3 separate regions of the Homo sapiens genome follow, and all the other regions are linked to region 2. Evidence: chromatin contacts called from ENCODE Hi-C data. All regions are on one chromosome and are shown on one strand. The core of a region is the stretch at or near the end of the contact, and the rest is flanking DNA. Distances in the headings are between cores, read along the strand shown.

Region 1 (2,500 bases), core at 1-2,500, 2.5 Mb after region 2:
TTCTTTCTTTTATAGAAGTAGGCTTCAAAGAAACAACGAAAGGTGCTAAAACTGGTCTCTGGATGAATCTCTGCTAGGACTTAGAGAAACATGGAGACCTAGTTGTTATCATACAACTTGTCTTGCTGCCACTTGTCCTGTCCCTTCAAGGAGTTATGGTTATCAGGAAAAAAGCCAATTAACAAACTCTGCTTAATTTTTGTGGTGATAATTAATCAACTCTAAGATTTCAGCATAAAATCCCAACACCTTGCCCTGTGTGACAAGACCCTAAGTGCCTTGCTCCTGCCTGGCTCTCCAGCTGCATCTTGTCACTCTACACTCCTTACTCGACTCCAGCCACACTGGCCAAGGCCTGCTGTCTCCAGATCTTGCATAACCGCCTTCACACATCTGCTCGGAGTTCACTTCCAGTCTTCCTATTCCTAGCCCCATGAGCTACTGAACACTTGAAATGTGTCTAGTCTGAACGGAAATGTGCTGGAAGTATAAAATATACACCGGATTTTTATGACTTAGTAGATATAAAAGAAATATCTTATTAATAATCTCATATTGATTGCCTGTTGAAATATTTAAAATATGTTGGGTTATTATTAAAATTAATTTGATCTGTTTCTTTTTACTTTTTTTTTTTTTTTTTTGAGACGGAGTTTCGCCCTTTTGTCCAGGCTGGAGTCAAGTGGCATGATCTCGGCTCACCGCAACCTCCACCCCCACCCCGCCCGGGTTCAAGCCATTTCTCCTGCCTCAGCCTCCCAAGTAGCTGGGATTATAGACGCCCGCCACCAAGCCCAAGTAATTTTTGTATTTTTAGTAGAGACGGGGTTTTGCCATGTTGGCCAGGCTGGTCTTGAACTCCTGACTTCAGGTGATCACCTGCCTCAGCCTGCCAAAGTGCTGGGATTACAGGCATGAGCCACCGCGCCCGGCGTTCTTTTCACATTTTATGTGGCAATTGGAAAATTTAAAATTACACTCATGGCTCACACTGTTTCCATCGGACAGCGCTACCCTATGGCATGACCCTCTTTTGCTGCCCTCCTGGCACTTACATTGTAGAATTTCAGCATCCGGGCTCACTTGGTCAGTGGCCTACTCACCCAAGCAGAATGTACCACAGAAACCTTGCCTGGCTCACCCACACCTGATTCCCAGGCACTCAGGCCAGGGCCTGGAGCATAGTAAGTGCTGACTAAATATCTTTCGAATGAATGACTCTACTCTTCCTCAGCTGGACTCATGAATTCTGTCGGGTCCCAAAATACGTGGTCTAAAGTCCTTTGGGCTCCTGCCGCTGCCAGCACTGATCATATGCTCTTGACCCTGGTCGGGTGGGGGGATGTCTGGATACCTCCTCTGTGGAAAGAACTGGCCACACATCCGCAGAGGTGACTCGGGCTGAGAACCCAGGCTCCTCCTCCCTTTGGTGACACGCCCCTCGGTCCCTCACTGGCACTTCTCCCTCCGGCCACACGGCGGCGTCTCGCCATAGCGCAGCGGCCGATGGTACAGCCCGCTCCCCCCTCGCGCTCTCGGACAGTGGGTCCTTCCACTTGTAGAAAAGCATTGTGGGACGGAAGCCTGTCCTTTCTTCCTTTTGGTGCGAGCTTGCTGTGGTTTTTGCTCTGGGTCCTCTGGGATGGCGCCTGGCTGTGGCCGCGTGGTCTCTCACGCAGGGGCGCCGGGCGGGGGAACGCGGCCACCCTGAGTCTGGTGAGTCGACTGCGGCGGCCTGTGTCCGAAGTGTCCGGGGCCGTGAACAAGGGCAGCGGCCTGGCCTCAGGCCTGCGTTCCCACGTTTGGAAACGGGGAGCTTCGTCGATTTGTGTTTACATCATCGACTATGCCAGGGAGTTCTCCAGATAAGCCTGGTTTTATTTTCGTCAGTGAAAAGGCCTTACCGTATAACTGACTTTATGCTTGCCCTGCCCCCGTATAAAATAACTTAAAAGCAGCGTGCCTGGTTACAGCTGTTTCCACGTGCGGTGCTCGTCGGGAGTGATCACCTACCCTACAGGTGAGTTTTCACGTTCGTGCAAGACCAGTCGCCATTTAAAACGCATCGCATTTCACTTTTCATTATTAAGTCGGATTTTAAATCGTGAGAAAATTTCTCTGAAATGTATTGTCCGTTTTTAGGCTGTAATCGGCATTACTGTCAGCCAGTCAGCAACCTTATGCCATAAAGCCTACCTCACGCAGTGTCAGCCTTTGTGTTGCCCATTCACTTTGGAAACTAGTGAATGTGGTGTCAAAAAAGGCGTAAATTAAACGCTTTGCAGCCTTTTCCTGCCCTTAAATTTGATACCTTTGGTGTAGGAGCTGCATAAGTAACAGTTGCTGCTTTTACGTTTCCACGCGTGATCTTGACCCTGCTAGCCTTAAGTGTATGGTTTCTCTTAGCCAGTTCTAATTTTTGTTCAGGTGGAAGATGGATGCCTGAAGTGTAGACTGCTGCTAGCTGAATACCATCTGGGAGCATAAAGGTGACCTGAAG
Region 2 (3,688 bases), core at 1,189-3,688:
AGTCTGATTTCCTGCTGCCCTTTAAGGTACATGTGCGCCCACCTTGTCTTTGTTGGTTATGTGCTGCCTGGTTTCTGCTATTCTGAGATCGTGTCATCCCCATTGAAATCAGGGAGCCCATCTAGATAGTGGCATCCTCTATAGTCAAGGTTTTCAAGCAAGGCTAGTCTCTTTAGACACTGGAGGGCAACCTACTTCCACTGATAAGAGAAAGAGTTGGCGTGTTTAAGATTGTCGGTTTCATCTGGGTCCAACCCATTTCAAGTATTGAGATTCTATTATTAAAAAATAACACCATTTTACACGAAAAACTCAGAATATGTGTGAATTTAATAGCAGTTATAATTCAGTAACATGAAAATTAAAATTTTGTTTGATTCTCAGCATAATTCTTGTTGCTACAATAAACCAGAGCTTTTGGAATTCTGCAGAATATCTCTGGTTCTCATACCATAACTCTGAGAGTTAAAAAACCTGTGCTTGTCATTTCTCTTTATAACCACTCAAAAGCACGCAAAAGAATCCATCCCACACCAGTCTTTCTAGTCATCTTTATAACCATAGCAGTCAAGTGTAGCAGCCACTTGGGGCCCCAAGGCACAGGCTTCAGTTGGCACTTCATCAGGATCAACCACAGGTAATTGCTTAATTGAGATGCCCAGCATGTCATGAATTACATTTCCCTTTGGCAAGGAGCTAAAGCTCAAAACCTCAATCAAACTGACCTTTAATCCCATCTTTGCAGGTCTATTTCTTGGGACTACTCCCGGGACAGGGAAGGCTTAATAAAAAGAATTGTTAACTATAATAGAGGATTAGAGTAATGAAGGATTCACTAGCAAGAAGAGAACTTTAAAGAATATAGCAACAGCAGCTATAAGGAGCTAACCTTATAACTAACTCTTGGGTTGAGAGACAGAGTGCCCAATGAAGAACCTCCCCAATTCCTCCCAGGGCTAAGATCTAGACGTTTTTGGAGAGGGCATGACCTGGCTCACTGAATGGCAGAGAAGTCACCATTGGGCTACGTCTGCAAAGCTTGTGGAAGATGTGCCCTCTGCAACTTGCTGCAAATGCCTCTAGGGTGCCAGGGAAGTTATTCATGGGGTAGTGTCTCACCTCCTCTACAAAGCTCCTAGAGTTGGGCATGTGAGAGGAAATTGCTAGTTACTGAGCACTATAGGACCTTGGCAGTGGAGAAAGCCAGGTATGCTGCAAAAGCTTATCAATACACAGAAATCAGGAAGCAAAATCCTTTTTTTCTGTAATGTCTCTTCAGCGCCCTCTGCTGATAAAGCTTCAGTCCCAGAAGGCAAACGAAAAACTGTTTAAAAGGCTCAGATCCGTTTTTACAGTGCAGTCAAAAAGGGCGAATTTGGAGCTGAGAGGCAATAAATCAATAACTGGCAGAAGCATCACTTCTCAGATTACACTCATGGATTTCGTAGTCAGATGTTTCTACATGTGCCTGGACGGCCCTTTGTCAGTCTCCTTTCCCCCAGGTTTTAACAGGCTGTCACCAAAGGAGGAAATAGTGAGCCCGAAGAGAATGTGCAAGCCCTCTTCTCTTGCATTTCCTCCAGCCCGTCACCAAGTACTCTTCCAGGCACGCCAGGCCCGAGTGTCCTAGGATAGGAAACCTGAGCAACAAAGGGAAGTGGGGTGTAAGCTCAACCCCTGTTGGACGTGGGGGTGCTGGCGCCTGAACGCCCCCGAAGGCCTCAACTCCCAGAAAGCTGCCTGCCAGGTCACAAGAGCCCTGTGAGGTCTTCCTATCGCCGGGACACTGGGAGGCAGGCGCGGGGCGGGTCCGCCGGGCGACGCGCTGTGATTGGGCGCCGTGGGGCCCGCCCCCTCATCTCGGAGCGTCGGGAGGGGGCGGGGCCAGCCGCCCGCTCGGCTCAGGCGCTGCGGGCGCCTATTGACCCAGCGGCTGCTGCGCCGCCGCTGTCTCCTCCTGCTCGTGGCGGGCGGTGCTGGAGCGCCAAGTGGCGCTGGAGAACCGGCGCTTCCTTTCGCCGCTTCCGCCGCCATCTCCGCGTTTGTGGGGCGGGAAAGAGGGAGGGGGCTAGCGGCTGCAGCTGGAGCGGGCTTCTCTCCGGGGACGGTCCTTTCCTCCCTGCTCTCCTTTTCCTTCTTTCCGCGTTGCCGCCGCCCGCCCCCTGCGCCTCCCCGCGGAGCCTGGGTCCGGGAGGGGGAAGGTAGGGGCGGCGGGGGGCGGGAGAGTCTGGCGAGCGGACGCTAGCTCTGAGGAAACTCATCAATCCGTGAGCCCCGGAGTCCGGGGTGCACATCGGCCCAGCCGCAGCGTCGGCGGCGGCGGCGGCAGCAGCACGAAGGGGCTCAGTCGGGGTAGGCGGGGGCGGTGCCGGTGCCGCGGGGGCGGGCCCGACCGTCCCGCCCAGAAGTTGTAGGGCTTGGCTCCTCGCGATCTTGTTCCTTTCCCCTCCGCTTCTCTGACCTAGCTGCGCGGCCCCGGCCCGGGAGCTGCCGAACCCGCGCCTCCCCTGGGTGAGGAGGACACGCCTGCCCTCGTCGAGAAAACTTTTCCTGCCGACTCAGTTGGGGCGGCGGTGGCAGGAAGTGCGGGCAGCGACCTCTCCTCCGCCTGCCCCGCGCGCCCTGCCGGAGGTCGGCGCTGAGCTTGCGATCAAGTTTGTGGGGGCCCCCCTTCCCAGTTGCCGGCGAGTCTCGCCTCGAGAGGGGCGCCCGACCCCGGGGAGGGCGGCAGGCCAGGGCGAAGGCCAAGGGCGTGTGGTGGCGCCGGAGACTAGGTGCGGAGCAAGGCGGGGACTCGCACCCGCATCCGAGAGCGCGGAGGTCGCGCAGCCCGGGAGAAGGGAGCCTCCGGCGGCTGCTTCCTAGAGTCCACAGTGCGCTGTCTCCTTTGGCTGAGGAGAGTGTCCTGGCCCCGAGTCTATCGAGGAAAATGAAGTTAAGCCGCCAGTTCACCGTGTTCGGCAGTGCGATCTTCTGTGTGGTGATTTTCTCGCTCTACCTGATGCTGGACCGGGGTCACTTAGACTACCCCAGGAACCCGCGCCGCGAGGGCTCCTTCCCTCAGGTAAGCACCTGGGAAGGGGGCGCGGGGCTCCGAGGGGCCAGGCGTGCGGGCCCCTGGTTAGCGGCTGCTACCCAACCTCTTCCTCCCGCCGCGGCCCCACACCCGTGCTGGGCGAGGCCAGGGGCTCTGTAGCTCTCGGACGGCAATGATCACCTCCTGGGAGCCACCTCGCCCGGGCGCGCCAAGTTAACAAAGTGCTGGGCGGCGTGCGGCGGCGGCGGCGGCATCATCCCGCTCAGGAAAGTGGCCATGTTCCGGCATTCGCACCCGGCCTGTTGGGGTGGCTTCGGGCACCTGCTGGCGGGGGAACGGGCGCGGCGTGAGGCACCCCCCGCCAGCCCGGGGCCCGCGTATCCCGGTGGGGTCGTTCTCGGCTCTCACAGGGTTAAGCCGCCCGCACCAGCCCAGAGCCCCTGAGCGCACGGAGTCGCGGAAATGGATCAAACCGAACCCACCTAGGCTTTTTTTTCTTTTTCTTCCCCGCTGCCTCTGAAGAGAGAGAAGTTTATTTCGTGTTGCGGCCCTTTTAGATGTGAATCTCTAGGTTGATTTTAGTGTCGTCATTCTTCAGCTATTACATCTGGTTTGTTTGTGGCAGACAGGGGGAACCGAGTGGGGAAGCGC
Region 3 (3,782 bases), core at 861-3,360, 2.1 Mb after region 2:
CAGCTGCTTTTAATGTGTATTCCTTCTGTTTCCTTAATCAGTAATCAAACATTAAACTGCATTCTCTGTGGATCATAAGCTTTGTCAGAAATAGTTATACTTTTATTTAGAGGTTAACATGCTTGACTTCTAAAATTGAGTACATGTCTCTCACAAATGAAATTATAAATCGAGAAAAATAACAGTAATTATATTTAAATAGATGGGGCACATTAATATAAAAATTCATGCTTTTCATCTATATTGCTTTAAAGGATAGCATATACAGTAGCTGTTTGATCAGCTGGACAGACTCCTCAGTTTTGGGTAACTTCGGCCTAGCTCTAAGACCCAAGGCTTTGTTTGAGCCCTACTGCTGTCACCACCTCCATGCGTGTCACAACACATCACTCTTCTTAAAGAACCGAATAGTTTCTGTTGTTCAAATTAAATAAATCCTCACTTCTGAAAGAGGAATTTTAGTTTTCTATTCAAAATAATTGCAAGTCAAAGAACTAATTTGCCACATCCAATTCACATAAATTGCTGTACTGCAACGCTCCCAGGAACTGGAGATAGAACCTTTTAAAGGTCAGATGGGGTGTAGAACAATGAAGGGTTGAGGCGGATGAAGATGGGTGGTTGATATTTATATGTAACAGACTGGTAAGAAGTACTGAGAATCTCCTCTGATGACCAAGTCTTACCATTTTGAGAATCTTAGTCTTGGGCTTCTATTCTCCCTCTCTTCAGTCCAGGGAGACCAACCTGCAAAATATGTTTAAATACAGTAGACACATCGCCTCACCACAGGTCAGCAAACGAAAAATGCCTCTTTAGAGGTTACAGACGAATAACCATTTTCTGTGGTTAAGATAAGTTACATGCAAATTATTGTTAACTACTGGGATTTCTGAAAGAGCTTTCCAAGTGGCCTATAGGCTTAACTAAGGGACAAAGGAATCCCTGGTACTTGGCTTTGCAGAGTCCTGGGCTATTCTTAGTGTTTGGTTCATCTTTAAATTGCATGAGTTCAAAAGGTTTAGCAACTTAAAAGTAGAACCAAGTGATAAAAATAGATTGTTTTCTGGCTGCTCTTTGTTCCCAGACATACTACTGGCAGTATATTTGCAATCAAGACGACAGAATAGGAATCAGCCTTCCACCGTGTAGTGTAATGCCTCAGAGTGGATATTTTTGGAAATGGCACTGCATTACATAACCTTCCGTGTTTAAAAAAAAAAAAAAAACCCTACACGGCGGGGGGGGTGGGGGGAGTCAGGAATATACACCATTCTGTCCTTCTCCCTAAACCAAATAAACATTAATGTACATACTGCTGCAGTGATTTACCCTCAACCTTTATATTATCAGAAGACCGCTCTTTTGTTAACACAGTTATGACAAAAATTAAGATGAATGGAGAAACTAAAAGTTCTCAAAAAGGGTATCATTCGCTCTTAGAGTTTTCCTATAATGTTATTATAGATACACATAAATGCACATCAGATTATTATAATCACCAAGAAAAAAACAGTCATTTATTTTTAAGGCCCTCCCCGCCAAAGTTCAACTGCTTTATAAGAAAATGCAGAAAAAAGTGCTGCAAGATCGAATGCCTAAGAAGACCCTCGGAAGCAGCAGCATTGAAAGAGTAATCAAGTGTAAGGGCGGAGGGACACAAATTCATTTTATAAAAAGGGAGGAAAAGCTTGCATGCACCAAAGTGCATTTAATGCAAAGAAACACAACAGTTTCTAACAAGGCTTTAGGAGCAAGAAGAACAAAATTAACCACACCAACAAGCACAAAACCCCACCCCTTCCCAAAAGAATTCATTTCTCCCTCCGAACTTGTGCATTTTAGAAAAAACCCAAGTTAAATTCCAGCCTGAATGCAGCACAACCAAAATGCCAGAATTTCTCCAAGGTACACGCTTCAGCTCTTTAAAATTTAGAGGGAAGAAGCATGAACTCTGCAGGGTTGAAGGGTCCAGCTAAGAGCAACGGCAAGGAATCGACACAAAAGAGAAACCAGCGCTCCCAGCCGGGGATAGGAATGGCATATACTTACAGACAAAAGCCCCGCTCCCTGTTCACTCTCTCTCCTCTCTACACCTGAAACACAAATGTGGTTGAAAAAGGGCAACATGCTAGAAAGACAGATTGGGGGGGGAGGGGGGATTGGGGGAGGGAGGGGGAGGGGAAAGGGGTGGAGGAAGAGGAGGGAGGAGGGGGAAGGGAAACAAAACCCAAACCGGCTTCACTTCCAAGAAGTGCAGCCTTGGAAAAAGGAGGAGGAGATCATCTCCCTGCCTCGCGCTCTCTCTCCAAGAGTGTGTGTGTCTCTCTCTTTCTCTAAGAGTCTCTCTCTCTCCCTTTCCCTCTCTCTCCCGCTAGGGTGCTAGTGAACAATGAGCTAATTCTGATGGAGCTGGCGCGGAGCCAGCGCCCCAGCCTTGCTGCCACTGTGCAGCCGCCTAGGAGCCAGACTGCTTACTCGGCAGGAATCGGCGGCTCTGGGCCCCGTCGGCGAGCGGCCAACAGGCGCGCGCGCCCCGACACCCCGCACCCGCGCCCCGGGCGCCCCGCTCGCCGCGCCGTCCCCACTGCACCGCGCGGCGCCCCGGGGAGACAAAGCGGACCCGCAGCTCTGCGCCCCGGCCCCGCCCCGGGAGCACGGCGCGCGCAAATCCCCGGCCTTCCTCCCCGCCCCCGGCCAGCCTCTCCGCCTCGACGTGCGGTTGCTTTTCAGACAAATAAGGAGGTGGAGGAGGCGGTTTGGGGGCGCGCCAAGCGTGAAGGCGGCCAGGGTGCTGCACAGCCCGGCGGCCCGCCAGGGCCGTGGGGAGAGGCGGCGCGGCCCGTACTGTAATAATAAACCTGCAGCAGAGGGCATCTGAGGAAAAGAGGACGGCGACGGGCGGCAGCCGCCTTCCTTTTATGTGCCTGTCCTGAGCGAAGCAGAAAATGGTGCCTGCGGCGGCGCGGAGCCGCGCTCAGACACACAAAGAGTCCGCGAAGGATGCATTTGCACACGGCCTCGGGTCGGACCCTGCCCCTCAGCTGGGTACGCGCGCCCCACTCCCTTCCGCGGGGAAGCCCGGGGCGGGGAGCGCCCCTGAAGGCCGGGCCCAGAGGTCCTGTGGCTGCGCGTGCACACACACACGTGCACACAGTCACACGCGCACAACCAGCCAGAGCTGCGGCCTGGCGTGATCGGCCCAAGACATACTCCCCTGGTGCTTCCTTCTCCTTCCCTATACGCTCCCCCACTGCCTGCCCGTCTGAAATTGTACTTTTTAAAATCGAGGATTGCTTTAAAAAATAAAGTGCTTTGCCATTTCTGATTTTTGTAAACTCGTCGTTCTTATTTAAAATCTATCTTTTCATAGTAATGTAATAGCTCAAAATTTTGCAACAAACTCAAATAAACTGGTTCTGTTGCCAATAAAGCAGGATATCATTTTATGGTAACTCTCAGATGTCACAGGAGAAGATTATTTCCTAATTAAATTGCCTTTCCAAGAAAAAAAGATATAAAGGATCATAGTGTCTTCTAAATTTGCCATCCACTTTTTCCCCTAATCACTGAAAGCAATGTTTTCCATTGTAACAAAGAAAATAAGGCAAATTTACAAAACTCAATTTTTAAACGTGTTTACAGAATGTCTGATGTTTTAGATTTAACATACTGGGTACAGCAATAGCAAACCTTAAAAAGCAATACTTTACACTCACAATTCTAAAAGAATGCACTGAGTTCTCTGTATGCTTGTTGCTGGGACTATAGGTCACCTTTAA

What was found. A loop is a pair of places that touch in the nucleus more often than their neighbours do. Pooled maps may share reads with other maps.
Region 1: a map of CD4-positive, alpha-beta T cell shows a loop between it and region 2 (6-fold over the local background). The contact joins the promoter of EPB41L4A-AS1 here to the promoter of MAN2A1 in region 2. A Hi-C loop is called at or near these places in 3 of 168 maps with a recorded cell type or tissue (CD4-positive, alpha-beta T cell, CD8-positive, alpha-beta T cell and naive thymus-derived CD4-positive, alpha-beta T cell) and 11 of 50 pooled maps.
Region 3: a map of naive thymus-derived CD4-positive, alpha-beta T cell shows a loop between it and region 2 (5-fold over the local background). The contact joins the promoter of NREP here to the promoter of MAN2A1 in region 2. A Hi-C loop is called at or near these places in 1 of 168 maps with a recorded cell type or tissue (naive thymus-derived CD4-positive, alpha-beta T cell), 7 of 37 single-sample maps with no recorded cell type and 10 of 50 pooled maps.

Annotation. Positions count from the first base shown.
Region 1 is chr5:112,159,276-112,161,775 of GRCh38, forward strand. It overlaps EPB41L4A-AS1 (EPB41L4A antisense RNA 1), which reads left to right and starts at 1,251. Exons shown (of 3, transcript NR_015370.2): 1 at 1,251-2,020; 2 at 2,428-2,500. SNORA13 (small nucleolar RNA, H/ACA box 13) reads left to right here and starts at 2,210; the gene lies at 2,210-2,342. It also overlaps a transcript of EPB41L4A not described here. RefSeq lists enhancers at 1,118-2,317, 1,136-1,345, 1,218-1,950, 1,726-1,825, 1,846-1,895 and 1 more.
Region 2 is chr5:109,687,489-109,691,176 of GRCh38, forward strand. It overlaps MAN2A1 (mannosidase alpha class 2A member 1), which reads left to right and starts at 2,439. Exons shown (of 22, transcript NM_002372.4): 1 at 2,439-3,064. The coding sequence starts at 2,930. MAN2A1-DT (MAN2A1 divergent transcript) reads right to left here and starts at 3,611. Exons shown (of 1, transcript NR_186543.1): 1 at 313-3,611. RefSeq lists enhancers at 1,095-1,763, 1,523-1,622 and silencers at 1,733-2,022, 2,033-2,552, 2,583-2,792, 3,203-3,302.
Region 3 is chr5:111,755,084-111,758,865 of GRCh38, forward strand. NREP (neuronal regeneration related protein) reads right to left here and starts at 2,111. Exons shown (of 4, transcript NM_004772.4): 1 at 2,053-2,111; 2 at 687-747. The coding sequence starts at 689. RefSeq lists an enhancer at 1,311-1,868 and silencers at 2,462-2,861, 2,882-3,241.